3 separate regions of the Homo sapiens genome follow, and regions 2 and 3 are each linked to region 1. A link is a contact called in ENCODE Hi-C data. All regions are on one chromosome and are shown on one strand. Each heading gives the region's core, a stretch centred on a gene start or an enhancer-like site at or near the end of the contact. The rest is flanking DNA. Distances are from core to core; before and after follow the strand shown. Region 1 holds the start of PSMB2 (proteasome 20S subunit beta 2). Region 2 holds the start of OSCP1 (organic solute carrier partner 1). Region 3 holds the start of THRAP3 (thyroid hormone receptor associated protein 3).

Region 1 (4,658 bases), core at 789-3,288:
TACTAACTAGTAATACTTCTTTTATTATATAAAATCATCTTGCAGCATTTATTTCCTTGTTTTCTTAATGTCTTGGACTCTTCTATGGGTTATAAGTAATATACTGCATCCCCTATAATGACTAAAAGTACTGTGTACATAAGTAGGCTTAAAGCACATTCTACTTTTCAATGTGATTTCACATACATTTGGGATGAAACAAAAGACCTGTAAAGATAATGATTATTGTTCTACCTAGACATGACTTAATGTTAAAATCACTTGCTTGTCAAAGACCTTAGTATTCAAAATAATGGACAAATTTACTCTCAAAACAAATTCACTCCTTTGGAAGGACTGGCTTACAAACAAAACTTCTACAAACTAATCATAGAATTTCATAAAGTATAAGGTGCTATGTTAAGTGATTTACATTAATTCATTAACCTTTTGAGATAGGTGCTATTACATTACCACCTTATAGATGTTAGCTCTAGGGCACGGAGTTAGAGAAATTTGCTTAAGGTCACAAGTGGCAGAACCTGGGTTCAACCTATGCAGTGAGTCCAGACATTTTGCCCCTAAGTACTATAATATACTATACTATACTATACTATACTATACTATACTATACTATCTATACTAAATTACTCAATACATAATTTTAAGAAGATTTTGGTTGTTTTTCTGCAGAATCTAAGTTTGTTTTCCTTAACTGATCAAAGACGTGCTACTGTTGAAAAAGTATTAAGCTTTGGTTCAGATGACTTAATGGTCATTTGACAAATATGTTTGGGCACCTACGTACACTTAGTATTATTAAGTACCTGCCTAGTGCTAAGGATTTGCACATAACTCATTTACTAAATCCTCCCGACAAGTTTGTGAGTTTGGTATTGCTAATCTTAAAGATGAGGAAATCTGGGCACTGCAAAATAACTTATACAAACTCATAAGGCAAATAAATGACAGGGCTCCAATCTCTTAACTCCATTAACTACTTAAATATAAGGAAAACCTGGCAGCCATTGCTCTGGAAAACTGGAAAAGAAGAATCGGGAGCCACGGGAAGAAGGAAAATGCCAAGCTTCTGGTCCCACAGTCTCACTCTCCCCAGGATCCCACCTTATGCCGCCAACAAACTAACCTCATTACTAGCGACACCAGGAAACTTATCAGAGATTCGGGGATCTAGAGAGCCAGTCCCACAGTCTCACTCTCCTCAGGATCCCACCTTATGCCGCCAACAAACTAACCTCATTACTAGCGACACCAGGAAACTTATCAGAGATTCGGGGATCTAGAGAGCCAGGCTCTGGGCAGGCGCTTAAACATTTATAAACTGATTCCCTTTAGGCAACTCTCACCAAGCAAGAAGCATTTAGCGAAGGCCAGAGCAGAGCACTGACCCAGGAGCCCTGGAGGAGCAAATGCCAAGGTCCCAGACCTGTCTGCCTGTTTCGCCTGTAATCCCAGCACTTTGGAAGGCCGAGACGGGCGGATCTCCTGAGGTCGGGAGTTCGAGACCAGCCTGACCAATATGGAGAAATCCACATCTCTACTAATAATACAAAAATTAGCCAGGCGTGGTGGCGCATATCTGTTCCCAGCTACTCGGGAGGCTGAGGCACGAGAATCGCTTGAACCCGGGAGACAAAGACTGTGCTAAGCCGAGATCGCGCCATTGCACTCCGGCCTGGACAACAAGAGCGAAACCCCTCTCGAAAAAATAAATAAATAAATAAAATAAGTACGGGCAGGGCAGGCCGGCTTCCATCTCTCAGATCCTCCCTGGTACTTATTCAACCCCCGACAAACTCCTTCTGGCCGCTCCTACACCCCAGGCCTGGCCGGGCCTCCCCTGCTTCCTCTCACCGTCCTTCATCTGGACAATATTGCTGGCGGCCACCCGGTCGGAGGCGACAAGAACATAGTCGGGGCCTTGGATACCGATGAGGTACTCCATGGTGGCGGAAGGCCAGGGGCTGCAGGTCCGACACAGCACGAGACTCGCCCGCTTCCAGGTCTCACCGGTGAGACAGCACCTCAGAGCGAAGATTGGCGCGACGCCTGCAGCACGACTTCCACGGCGCTCTCGGATGACGTACAACTGTCGCGAGAGGTTGCAAAGCGGGCGCGGCGCCGGGTGCCTTATGTTCAGTGCTTGTCTCTGGGATCGTACGGGTCTCCTCCGGAGCAGGCTGTGCAGGTCACTTGCCTTATGTGACGCCCAGTTTCTCTGTTTACACACTAAGATTTTAAAAGTGGCTTTAGGATAAAATCACGCAGTGTATGTAAGGTGCCGAGCACGTGTGGGTGTCAAAAAGGGGTAGGTAGCCAGGCAGCCGTTTCCCTACGTTGCTCGGTAAAATCTCCCCAGAAACCCCTTTCCTGCAAGCCAGATTGGAGAAAAATTAACTTGAGGGGAGCCTTACTTCCATCCTTCACAAAAATAGTATATGGTTGGATTAAAGATATAAGCATGGCCGGGCGCAGTGGCTCACGCCTGTAATCCCAGCACTTTGGGAGGCCAAGGCAGGCGGATCACCTGAGCTTGGGAGTTCGAGACCAGCCTGACCAATATGGAGAAACCCCGTCTCTACTAAAAATACAAAATTAGCTGGGCGTGGTGGCGCATGCCTGTAATCCCAGCTACTCTGGAGGCTGAGACAGAGAATCGCTTGATCCCTGGAGGCGGAGGTTGCGGTGAGCACTCCAGCCTGGGCAACAAAAGCGAAACTCCGTCTCAAAAAAAAAAAAAAAAAAAAAAAAAAAAAAAAAAAAAAAAAAAAGAGAGGGAGAGAGATACAAACATGGAAGAAAAAGTAGAAAAATATTTCTGTAATTTTTGGAAGAGATGTGTTTCTAAGCTTGACAGGGAACCCAGAAGCAATATGAGAAAAGACTTGACAGATTTGACTACCTAAAATTACACGTCTCTATGTGGTGAAAGTCATTATCATGCTCAACAGTAAATGTAAATTGGGAATGTTTCAATTGTAGAAATAGTTACTATTTTGGACCTTATAGACAGAAGAAAGGAAAAAGTTAATATCTATAACTTAAAAGATATTCCTACAAACCAATGGGAGGGGAGCCGGGTGAGACAATACCATTTTTAAAAGACCCGGCAGGGCACGGGGGCGGATCAAGAGGTCGGGAGTTCGAGAACAGCCTGGCCAATATGGTGAAACCCCGTCCCTACTAAAAATACAAAAAATTAGTTGGGCGTGGTGGCAGGCGCCTGTACTACTCCGGAGGCTGAAGCAGGAGAATTGCTTGAACCTAGGAGGCGGAGATTGCAGTGAGCCGAGATAGCGCCCCTCCACTCCAGCCTGTGCAACAGAGAGACTCCATCTCAAAAAAAAAAATAAAAAATAAAAAAAGACCAAAGACTAAGAAAAACAATTCACAAAAGAAGCAACACGAATGGCCAATAAACATGAAAAGATCCTCAACCTTGATGGTAATTAGGAAAATGGGAAATAAGAAACAATGAGAAAGTATAAATTGGGGGTAAGGTTCTAAGTTGTACAACCTTTTTATAGAGAACAATTTTAATATCTGTTAAATATGCATAACCTTTTGAATATGTCCAAAAGAAATGTTTGGACACACAGTCCAAATATTTGTGTACCGAGATACTCAGTGTTGCCAGGGGCAGTGGCTCACGCCAGTAATCCTAGCACTTTGGGAGGCCAAGACGAGCGGATCACGAGTTCAGGAGTTCGAGACCAGCCTGGCCAACATGATGAAACCCCGTCTCTACTAAAAATACCAAAATTAGCTGGGCGTGGTGGTGCGGCACCTGTAATCCCAGCTACTGGGGAGGCCAAGGCAAGAGAATCGCTTGAACCCGGGAGGCAGAGGTTGCAGTGAGCCAAGATCACACCATTACACTCCAGCCTGGGCAACAGAGCAAGACTCTCTCTCAAAAAAAAAAAAAAAAGAGAGAGAGATATTTAGTGTTGCAGCACTACAACACAAAAGAGGACCAACTTACGTGTCTAAAAGTGGAGACATTGTTGGGCCGGGTGTGGTGGCTCATGCCTGTAATCCCATCACTTTGGAAGGCCAAGGTAGGTGGATCACGTGAGGTGAGGAGTTCGAGACCAGCCTGACCAACATGGTGAAACCCGGTCTCTACTAAATACAAAAAATTAGCCGGGCGAGGTGGCAGGCGCCTGTAATCCCAGCCACTTCAAGAGGTTGAGGCAGGAGAATCGCTTGAACCTGGGAGACAGAGGTTACAGTGAGCTGAGATCGTGCCACTGCACTCCAGCCTGGGCAACAAGGGCAAAACTCTGTCTCAAAAAAAAAAAAAATGTAGTACAGTCATAGTGGAATATTGTGCACCCATAAAAAGAATGAGATGAATCTAAATATACCTATATATTCCATGGCCCAAGATACATTAAGTGAAAGTAAAAATGCTTTTTTATATGTAGCCTGATGCCATTTTGTTTAACTATGAATATTTGAATATGAATGGAATACCTGTAAATACCTGTTTACAGGTATTCTAGTGTCAAATTATTTGCATTTATTACCCTGGTGAGTGTAATTTGAAGGGAGAACTTTCACTTTTTATTTTATACACATGGGTATTGTTTGAATGTTTTACAGTGCTCATGTACTATTTGTATTTTTTCTAATAGAAAAAAAAACAGCCATCCCTT
Region 2 (4,658 bases), core at 668-3,167, 810 kb after region 1:
ATTTCAGTATAGCATGGCCAGTGGTAAGGTACTGAGGAGCAGGCATGGGGTGCTATGGGAGCACAGGCTGCTATGAGAGCATGCACAGGCCCTTTCTGCATATGGGGAGGATTCCTGAAGGAGATGATTCTTAAGCCGAATAATGCAGGATTGAAGGGGAAGAATGTAGGGATGGGAATTACTAGCACAGAAATACGAACAAACATGGTTTAAGCGGAGATCTATGAGCAGTTTGGTATTATTGGGAAACAGGAGGCAGGCAGTGGTGGAAGAAGGGACTGCAGAGGAAGACAGAGATCAGATAAGGAAGGGCCCTGAAATGGCCTGTGCAAGGACTTGGTCTTAACCCAGATGGCAGTGGAAAGCTGACAAAGGGTTTTAGGCAGGGGCAAGTTTGGACAGATACACATTTTAGAAAGCTCATTGGCGGCAATGTGCAGAATGAATGGAGGGGGTATGTTATAGGGAGTTATTTTTAGCTCTTTATGCATGGACTTGCACTCAGTCACACACACACAATAGTTAATATCTGAATATGTATGCTTAGCATCTGAATATGTATGTTGAACATCAATTGAGCATACAAAGATTAATGGAGAGAATGTTTTAATTGGCGGCCATGTCAATTGCCTTTTCAACTTTTCCTCCTCCACTTTGAAATATAATATTTCCTTCATACTTAATCCTAGGAAATTTGGTATAAGCAAGTTGTTTGCCGAGAAGGGAGGAAAAGAGGAAAAGGAACAGAGTGGCAGAGTGTTCTGAGTCGTCATTTTTCTGGGGATTAGTGTGGTGTCCATGGGAGGCAGATTTTGCATTTTCGAAGCTCTCATATAATTATTTTCACAATTGTATTCCCCTCCAACACTTGTGAGGAGATTTATAACTTTCTTATTTTTTTCATATTTATCTATATTATTTTAGAACACCAAATTTCTAGAAATACTTCTGAGATGAGTAAGACCAATCTCCAGCTTATGTGGGAAGATACTACCATAAAGAAATTAAGAATCTGAACCTGGGCTGGACGCGGTGGCTCACGCCTATAATCCCAGCACTTTGGGAGGCCGAGGGGGGCAGATCGTTTGAGTCCAGGAATTGAAGACCAGCCTGGGAAACATGGTGAAACCCCATCTCTACTAAAAATACAAAAATTAGCTGGGTGTGGTGGTGCATGCCTGTAATCCCAGCTACTTGGGAGGCTGAGGCACGAGAATCGCTGGAACCCAGGAGGCAGAGGTTGCAGTGAGCCGAGATCGTGCCACACACTCCAGCCTGGGCGACAGAGCGAGACCCTGTCTCAAAAAAAAAAAAAAAAAAAAAAAAAAAAAAAAATCAGAACCTGTTCCTTGGGGGTAAAGAGGATGCTTGGACTAGCAAGGGGTATGATACTAGATGGTGGGCAGCTGGGACTCCTACATTTGGAAGGCACTGATTGACAAGAGAGACTGGGAAATCACCTCTCCCATTTGAAGAGATGGGGAAATTAGGGAGGTCAGGCACCCTAGTGTCCACTGGGAGTATTAAGTTCCTCTGCTGTGAAAAAAGCTTTTGGGGGGATTTGACTCCCGAGGGGCTCCAAATGGATGTGGCTTGTAAGAAAGGTCCCTGGTTATAAGAGTGAAGTGTGTAGGGGTGCGGGTCTGGCTGTGGGTGTTAGGGCGATGATGAGAGGGCCGGGCTGCTGGCTGCGGGTCTGGCTGAGCGGGCCGGGGGCCTCTCACCTTTGCGGGCCTTGTCTCCCGGGATGTTCTGGGCCCGCAGCCGTTGGTCGAGGATGTAAAGCATCTCCCCGCCCAAGTTCAAGAAGAGCAGCGGTAGCGTCCGCACCGACATGGTGCTGGAAACGAGCTGGACTGGTGAAGAGCCCCGGGGTTCGGTAGCCAGTGGCCTGAAGGCCAGGCCGCAGCGTCCCAATAGTCCGGTTGCTGGGGCAACGCCGTGACGGGAAGAGCGAGCCAATCAGAAGGCGGTTTGGTGGGAGGTGCCCTGAAGACGGGAGCTAATTGGTCTGGGTGGTGGACCGTCCCGGGGGGATTGGTCCGAGCCAGAGGCCGGCGCGGCGTTGGGCGCGGCTGGGGAGCTGTGCTTCTGAGAGTAGGTTTCCCTCGAAAGGGCGAGGGCCGGGCCAGGGCTGGGGGTGGTCTCGACACAGCCAGCCCGGCGCTTGGGACCCCGGCCGCTGGCGCGGGGCCTCAGGTTCCTATAACAGAGGAAAGCCCAGGCAGAACGGCATTAGAGCAGGCTCGGGTCAGACGGACCTGGGTTGGAATCACGGCTCGTGATTTCTTGCTGTGTGACTTCGGGCAGGGTTTGAGCCTTGGCTTCCTCTTACGTAACATGGAGCTGGCACTCACATCACAGGGCGGCTGAGAGGAATCAGTCAGATCATGGAAAGGCCCCGAAAGCACTCAATAAAAATGGTAACTGACTTTTCTTTTAGACGAGGGAAGGATCAGAAGTCCTGAGTCGTTTGCATCGCCTCCCAAAAGTTTACTTGAAGTGAAGCCCCTCCTGGTTTCATACTCCATGAAGCAAACCAGTCCCGTCCGTCCCCGTGTGTCCAGTTCCCAGAGGATGCGCCTGGGGGCTCTGGGAAGTTCCCTCCTCGACGCTGTTCCGAAGGCCTCCCAACCATTTCTTTTTTCTTTTTTTTTTTTTTTTGAGACGGATTTTGCCCTTGTCGCTCAGGCTGGAGTGCAGTGGCGCCATCTCGGCTCATTGCAACTTCCGCCTTCAGGGTTCAAGCGATTCTCCTGCCTCAGCCTCCCGAGTAGCTGGGATTACAGGCGCCCGCCACCATGCCCGGCTAATTTTTGTATTTTTAGTAGAGACGGGGTTTCACCATGTTGGCCAGGCTGGTCTGGAACTCCTGACCTCAGGTGATCTGCCCGCCTGGGCCTCCCAAAGTGCTGAGATTACAGGCGTGAGCTATCACGCCCGGCCCCAACCATTTCTCTTTGAGGGCAGCGACTCCCTTCCTTACCTCCATCTTAAGCTCCAGGATTACTTTTTGCCATCTGCTGTATATTTTTACTCTGATGAACAACCATTTCTGTAAATTTCAGTACTTCCAAAACCTACTAATTATCTTTCCCTCCAGCTACTCAAACTTGAAACTTGGGCCTTGGCTTCCAAATCTGTTTCCCAGGGTCTTTTATCAGTCATCATATTATGCTTTTTCCTCCAACACCTTTCTTACATTCATCCCTTCATTTGTTTTTCTGTCTGCATTGCTATGTTCCTCTGTATCACTGTTCTTTTCTCTCTTCTACCTTGCACTGGCTGCTAAGCTAAATGTCAGAAGACATCACTTTTTTTTTTTTGAGATGGAGTTTCACTCTTGTCGCGCAGGCTGGTGTGCAATGGCACGATCTCGGCTTACTGCAACCTCCGCCTCCTGGTTTCAAGCGATTCTTCTGCCTCAGCCTCCTGAGTAAGCTGGGATTACAGGCATGGACCAGGGCACCATGCCCGGCTAATTTTGTATTTTTAGTAGAGATGGGGTTTCACCATGTTGGCCAGGCTGGTCTCGAACTCCTGACCTCAGGTGATCTGCCCGCCTCGGCCTCCCAAAGTGTTGGGATTACAGGCATGAGCCACTGCGCCCGGCCAGCATCACTGTCAACATGACACATCCCTTCAGTGGTTTCCTACTCTTTGCCAGATCACAGTCTAGATGCCTTGGCATGGCATTCCAGGCTCTCCACAGGCTCCAGCTACCTTTTTTTTTTTTTTTTTTTTAAAGAGATAGGGGTCTTACTTTGTTGCCCAAGGTTGGAATGCAGTGGCACCCTGGTGGCTCACTGCAGCCTAGAACTCCTAGCCTCAAGTGATTCTTCCACCTCAGACTCCTTAGTTGTTGGGATTTCAGGTGAGAGCCACCATACCCGGCCAACTACCTTTTTAAAGCCATCTCCTGCACCTGGCCACCTCCTCTCCCCCAGTCCAGTTGAACTTGTCAGCAGGCTGCCTCTTCCTCATTACCACACCACTGAAAAGTCTTGTCCTGCCATAACTGAGCCCAAGTCCTTCCCATATTAACATTCTCCTTCCATCCCTGCTAGTCTGTTTTCCTTCCTTTCCTTCCCAGTGAAGTGTTTTGAACGAGTTGACAACACTCACAACTGGAACCTCCTTAACATCCTCACTCCCCACCTCATTGCAACTGGTATTATGCTCCCTGAACCCCACTGAAACTGCTTCACCATGAATACTTTTTGGTCCTTCCCTTAACTGATATCTCAGCATCAGGACTATACAGTATCCCATGGCTGGCAGCCCAAGGCTTTGTTTAATTTGGTTATTTTGCCTGCTCTGTGCTCTGTTTTAAAAGGGAATACAGGCCAGGCGCAGTGGCTCACACCTGTAATCCCTGCACTTTGGGAGGCCAAGGCCAGCAGATCACTTGAGGTCAGGAGTTCAAGACAGGAGTTCAACACCAGCCTGGCCAACATGGTGAAACCCCATCTCTACTTCGCTGGGTGTGGTGGCACACACCTGTAATCCCAGCTACTGTGGACGCTGAGGCAGGAGAATCGCTTGAACCTGGGACGGGGAGGTTGCAGTGAGCCAAGATCACACCACTGCACTCTAGCCTGGGGGACAGAGCAAAAACTCTGTCTCAAAAAAATTAAAATAAATAAATAAGAGGGAAT
Region 3 (4,658 bases), core at 1,529-4,028, 580 kb after region 1:
CCTCCGCCTCTTGGGTTCAAGCGATTCTCGTGCCTCAACATCCCGAGTAGCTGGGATTACAGGCATGTGCCACCACGCCCAGCTAATTCTTTTGTATTTTTAGTAGCGACGGAGTTTCACCGTGTTGGTCAGGCTGGTCTTGAACTTTTTTTTTTTTTTTTTGAGACGGAGTTTTGCTCTTGTTACTCAGGCTGGAGTGCAGTGGCACGATCTCGGCTCACCGCAACCTCTGCCTTCTGGGTTCAAGCGATTCTCCTGCCTCAGCTTTCTGAATAGCTGGGATTACAGGTGCCCGCCAGCATGCCCAGCTAATTTTTTGTATTTTTAGTAGAGACCAGGGTTTCATCATGTTGGCCAGGCTGGTCTTGAACTCCTGACCTCAGGTGATTCACCAGCCTCGCCCTCCCCAAGTGCAGGGATTACAGGCGTGAGCCACTGCGCCTGGCCTTGGTCTCAAACTTCTGACCTCAGGTTATCCACCCGCCTTGGCCTCCCAGTGTTGGGATTACAGGTGTGAGCCACCACGCCAGGCTGACAGCATTTTTAAGTAATATTCTTTATTAAAGTATATATATTTTAGGTCATAACACTAGTGCACACAATAGACTACAGTATGATGTAAACATACTATATAACTTTAATATGCACTGGGAAACTTGGACTAACCTTACTGCAATCTTTGCTTTATTGTGGTGTTCTGGAACTGAACCTGCAATATTTGAGATATGCCTGTATTTCTTTTTTTCTTTTCTTTTTTTTTGAGACGGAGTCTTGCTCTGTCGCCCAGGCTGGAGTGCAGTGGCATGATCTCGGCTCACTGCAACCTCCACCTCCTGGGTTCAAGCGATTCTCCTGTCTCAGCCTCCTGAGTAGCTGGGATTACAGGTGCCCACCACCACGCCCGGCTAATCTGTAGTATTTTTAGTAGAGAACGGGTTTCGCCATGTTGGCTGGGCTGATCACGAACTCCTGACCTCAGGTGAGCTGCCCGCCTCGGTTCTCCCAAAGCGTTGGGATTACCGGCGTGAGCCACCGCGCCCGGCCTATGCCTGTATTTCTTAAAAGGGGAGCCAAAATTATGTATTTTGGTATCCATCTAGTTTACTACCGTGTTCCCAGTATTTTACACTGGGCATTGTATACAGTAGACACCCAGAAAATCTTTGAATTTAAAATTACATTGGTTCAGCCCCGTGGCTCACGCCTGTAATCCCAGCACTTTGGAAGGCCGAGGCAGGTGGATCACTTGAGGTCAGGAGTCTGATACCAGCTTGGCCAACGTGGCGAAACCCCGTCTCCACAAAAAGTAGAAAAATTAGCCGGGTGGTGGCATATGCCCGTAAAATCAGCTACTCAGGAGGCTTAGGCAGGAGAATCGCTTGAACCTGGGAGGCAGATGTTGCAGTGACCCAAAATCGCACCACTGCCCTCCAGCCTGGGCGACATAGGGAGAATCTCAATAAATAAATAAATAAATAAATAAAAATAAAATCAATTAAATTAGAACGTTTTAAGAAGCACTGCGCAGTACGTCGACCACAAGAAGTGCTCAAAGAAGGAAGAAAGAGTAAGCCGTGTGCAAGGAATGCTGCCGAAGCCACTAAGGGCAAGGGCTGATGTGGCGTGGTCTGCTACTTGAGTTGAGCCTTGCAGCTTTTCTCTTAGGAAGAGCATTAGATTTCTTTATTAATTGATGTGTACTGTGTCTACTTTTCTCTGGAGGTGCAGAAATCCATCAAAACTGATCTCGGCTCTCAAAGAGCTCACAGTCTTGTCGGGGAAGGCCCCGATACTTACAGAGTAAGATGCAAACTTACTGTGGGAACACAGGCATAGGGAGGAGCTAGTCAACTTTGAAAGCATCACAGATGACCTATGAGATGGGTCTTAAATGTTCAGAGACACTAGAGCAGAAATTCCGGAGGAAACCAGCCTGTGCAAAACTGATAAACGCAGAGATTCTCAAATTTGTAGGTGGGTAAGAATCACCCGAGAGATCGGTTTAAAATGTAGACTGCAGGGAGACACTCCCCGGTAAACTTTTGGTTCAATACCCCAGTAGCACCCATTTTAACAAACTTCCCAGGACGACAGTCAGAAAATCATAGTTACAGAAGGCAGGCTGGGGAGAGGCGGTTTCTGGGTCTCCGAATGAGGTCACACAATTAAAATTAAAAAAACGAAACCAAACCAACCCCTCCATTTGCGTTGCGCTTTCAGGGTGCTTGAGGCTTTCCTGTGCCTTACTTTGTCGGAGCCTGGCAACATCGCTGTGGGGTAGAAATTACAAGTCTCATTTCACAGGGGAGGAAACAAGTTTAGAGAGGAGGGATGAATTTGCTCAAGGTCACAAAGCGGAAGGGAGCGCAGCAGAGACCAAAAACAGGGAGACTCGACTTCCAACTCGGAAGCTTTTCAACAAGGCAAGCTGGCCCGGAGTGGGTGGGGCTCAGACTCTCCCTCCAGGCTGGTTCCAAAATGGTGGGGGCAGTGGCGTCAGCAACGCCCCCGCCCCTTCCGTCCACCGCCCTCCTCCATCTCCAGGCCACCCAGGCGGGGGGAGGGGACGGCCCCGAGCAACCCACGTGACCGCCGACAACCGAGCGCGTGACGCAAAGCGGCGGGCCCAACGCTCGCCTTGTCTTTTGGGAAACGTAGTTCTGATGGCAGCCAAGTCGGCCAGGAGAGGAGGGCGTAGGACTACATTTCCCAGGAGGCAGCGGGTCTACGCCGTCGCCGTCGTCGGAGAGCGGAGACGCTGGGCGCGCTGTGGGGCGGGGGCGAGGTTCGGGCTGGTTGTTCCGTTGCGAGCTGCAGCTGCGATCTCTGTGGTAGGCCCAGGTGAGTGAGCGCCTCTGATGGAAGTTAGGGCAGCTTAACCGGCTCTAGTGGTTTCGTCTCTTATCTTTTTTCCCCAGCTGCTGGTCAGGGGCTCGGGGAAGGCCTGGCGTGGAGTCGCTCCCCCCAGCTTACACCCTGGCCTCTTCTGAGCGGGCTCCGTTCCCTCCGGCTCCTCCCCTTCCCCGCCCTTTAGGTCTTCCCCTGGCCCCGGCCTAGCTCCCAAGGCTCTTGGTCGCCTTCTCTGCAGAGCAGCTCCTACGCCGCTTTATCTTGCAGTCGGCCTGGGGGCGGCCACTCCCTACTCCTCCCGTTTTGGTCGTATGAACCCCGTTATTTGGATTTCTTTTCCCGGAACTCCCGAGTGCCCTTCCCCCCACCCAGTCCCCATTGGCCTGGTTCGGTCTTCTCCTAGGGCGCATGTGGCTGCCACTCAGTAAATGTTAGTACCGCTTCCGTTCTTTCCAGCCTGGTGGCCAAAAACGGGATAGTCCAAATTTGTCTCCTACGGGAATATTAGAGTTCTCACTTTTTTCTTGGGCTGGAGCTGAGGCCGGCTTGCATTCCAGTGGCAATCGGCGTGAGTTCTGCTTATATGAGGTGAATTATTTTGCTTCTCTTAGCACCTAAGCAACTTTTATCAACTGTTGTCTTTGACTTTACAAATCTTAGGGGTGGAGCATGGCAGCAGAAGCTGGGGAGCAGCAATGGTGCACAGAAGTTGGAAGCCATCAGTGGCAGTACAGTGTTTATGGGGAATTTGTTACTTGGGGTGAAGGGAAAGCCTCTGAGAGTATAGAAGGACCTGGCAAGAGAGAGGCAGTGAAGCTTCTGTTGGGAGCATAACAGAAGTATCCTGAACCAGTTGGCTTGGGTTTAAATCTTGGCCCTGCTATCTTTTGATCTTAGGTCAAGAGTCTTCATCTCCAGCTGCCTCAGTTTTCTTATCACTAAAACAGCAGTAAGTAACAGTGACCCCTTTACAGGGTTATTGTGGAGACTAAATGAGATAAAATAAAAATCACTTAGCCACTGTTAAAAAGTAATATCATCATTTATAGGTTTTTTTTTTAGAGTGTGCGCCGAGAGAGATGAGGCGTGTATCACACCGTTATTTTTCTTCTGTTTCAGATGACCCTGACTTTTTTCGTTTGTGGAAGTACTGTTGTAGTCTGTTCTGTAATTCTAGACAGTCTGACGTGTGTATTATGATTTAGAAGCTTGTTAAATAGCCAAAACCGGCTCCTGCCATGAACAACTTGTGGAGCAAATCGGGCTCAGTTTGTTCTTTGCCGGGAGATGTATTTTGTGAGCCAATGTTCATACGTTAATGATAAGTTTTACTGCAGCCATTTGGGCTTAATTGCATTTTGTAAGAGAGTTGTGTTGAGGTTTCTGTAAGAAGTGATTTGATTAAAAACCTCTATATCCAGTGTAATTCCATCTCTTTGTTTTTTAAACGTTTTAACACCAGAGAAAGATCTCCAATTTTGGAGACTGATGTTTTTAGTTTTGTAGACTAGGTACAGTTCAATTTTAGCAGTGGTGATGGTAGTAGTAGTACCACCTTAGTGTATTTATTTAATACCAAATATATAGGTACTTTTAAATTTGGTTTAGCCTGCAAAATATGGATTACAAAAAGAGTGATCTATTTTGTTCCGAGGAATTGGAGGGAGGAAGCTTGGAATATTTCTGAGATTAGCACAGAGATGGGAAATGTTGATGACTGGGAGGGTACACAGACATACGATTTATTATTATTATTATTTTTTGAGACAAAGTCTCGCGCTGTCACCCAGGCTGGAGTGCAGGGGCAC

The links. A loop is a pair of places that touch in the nucleus more often than their neighbours do. Pooled maps may share reads with other maps.
Region 2: a map of ascending aorta shows a loop between it and region 1 (3-fold over the local background). The contact joins the promoter of OSCP1 here to the promoter of PSMB2 in region 1. A Hi-C loop is called at or near these places in 3 of 168 maps with a recorded cell type or tissue (CD4-positive, alpha-beta T cell, CD8-positive, alpha-beta T cell and ascending aorta) and 13 of 50 pooled maps.
Region 3: a pooled map shows a loop between it and region 1 (31-fold over the local background). The contact joins the promoter of THRAP3 here to the promoter of PSMB2 in region 1. A Hi-C loop is called at or near these places in 2 of 37 single-sample maps with no recorded cell type and 8 of 50 pooled maps.

Annotation. Positions count from the first base shown.
Region 1 is chr1:35,639,488-35,644,145 of GRCh38, forward strand. It overlaps PSMB2 (proteasome 20S subunit beta 2), which reads right to left and starts at 2,039. Exons shown (of 6, transcript NM_002794.5): 1 at 1,855-2,039. The coding sequence starts at 1,945. RefSeq lists enhancers at 1,014-1,979, 1,768-2,227, 1,980-2,944.
Region 2 is chr1:36,448,534-36,453,191 of GRCh38, forward strand. OSCP1 (organic solute carrier partner 1) reads right to left here and starts at 1,918. Exons shown (of 10, transcript NM_145047.5): 1 at 1,725-1,918. The coding sequence starts at 1,836. It overlaps LOC107984940 (a long non-coding RNA gene), which reads left to right. Exons shown (of 3, transcript XR_001737976.2): 3 at 925-1,032. RefSeq lists a silencer at 2,044-2,313.
Region 3 is chr1:36,221,665-36,226,322 of GRCh38, forward strand. THRAP3 (thyroid hormone receptor associated protein 3) reads left to right here and starts at 2,779. Exons shown (of 12, transcript NM_005119.4): 1 at 2,779-2,841. RefSeq lists enhancers at 1,576-1,745, 1,956-2,255, 2,169-2,696, 2,656-2,865, 2,697-3,225 and a silencer at 2,406-2,525.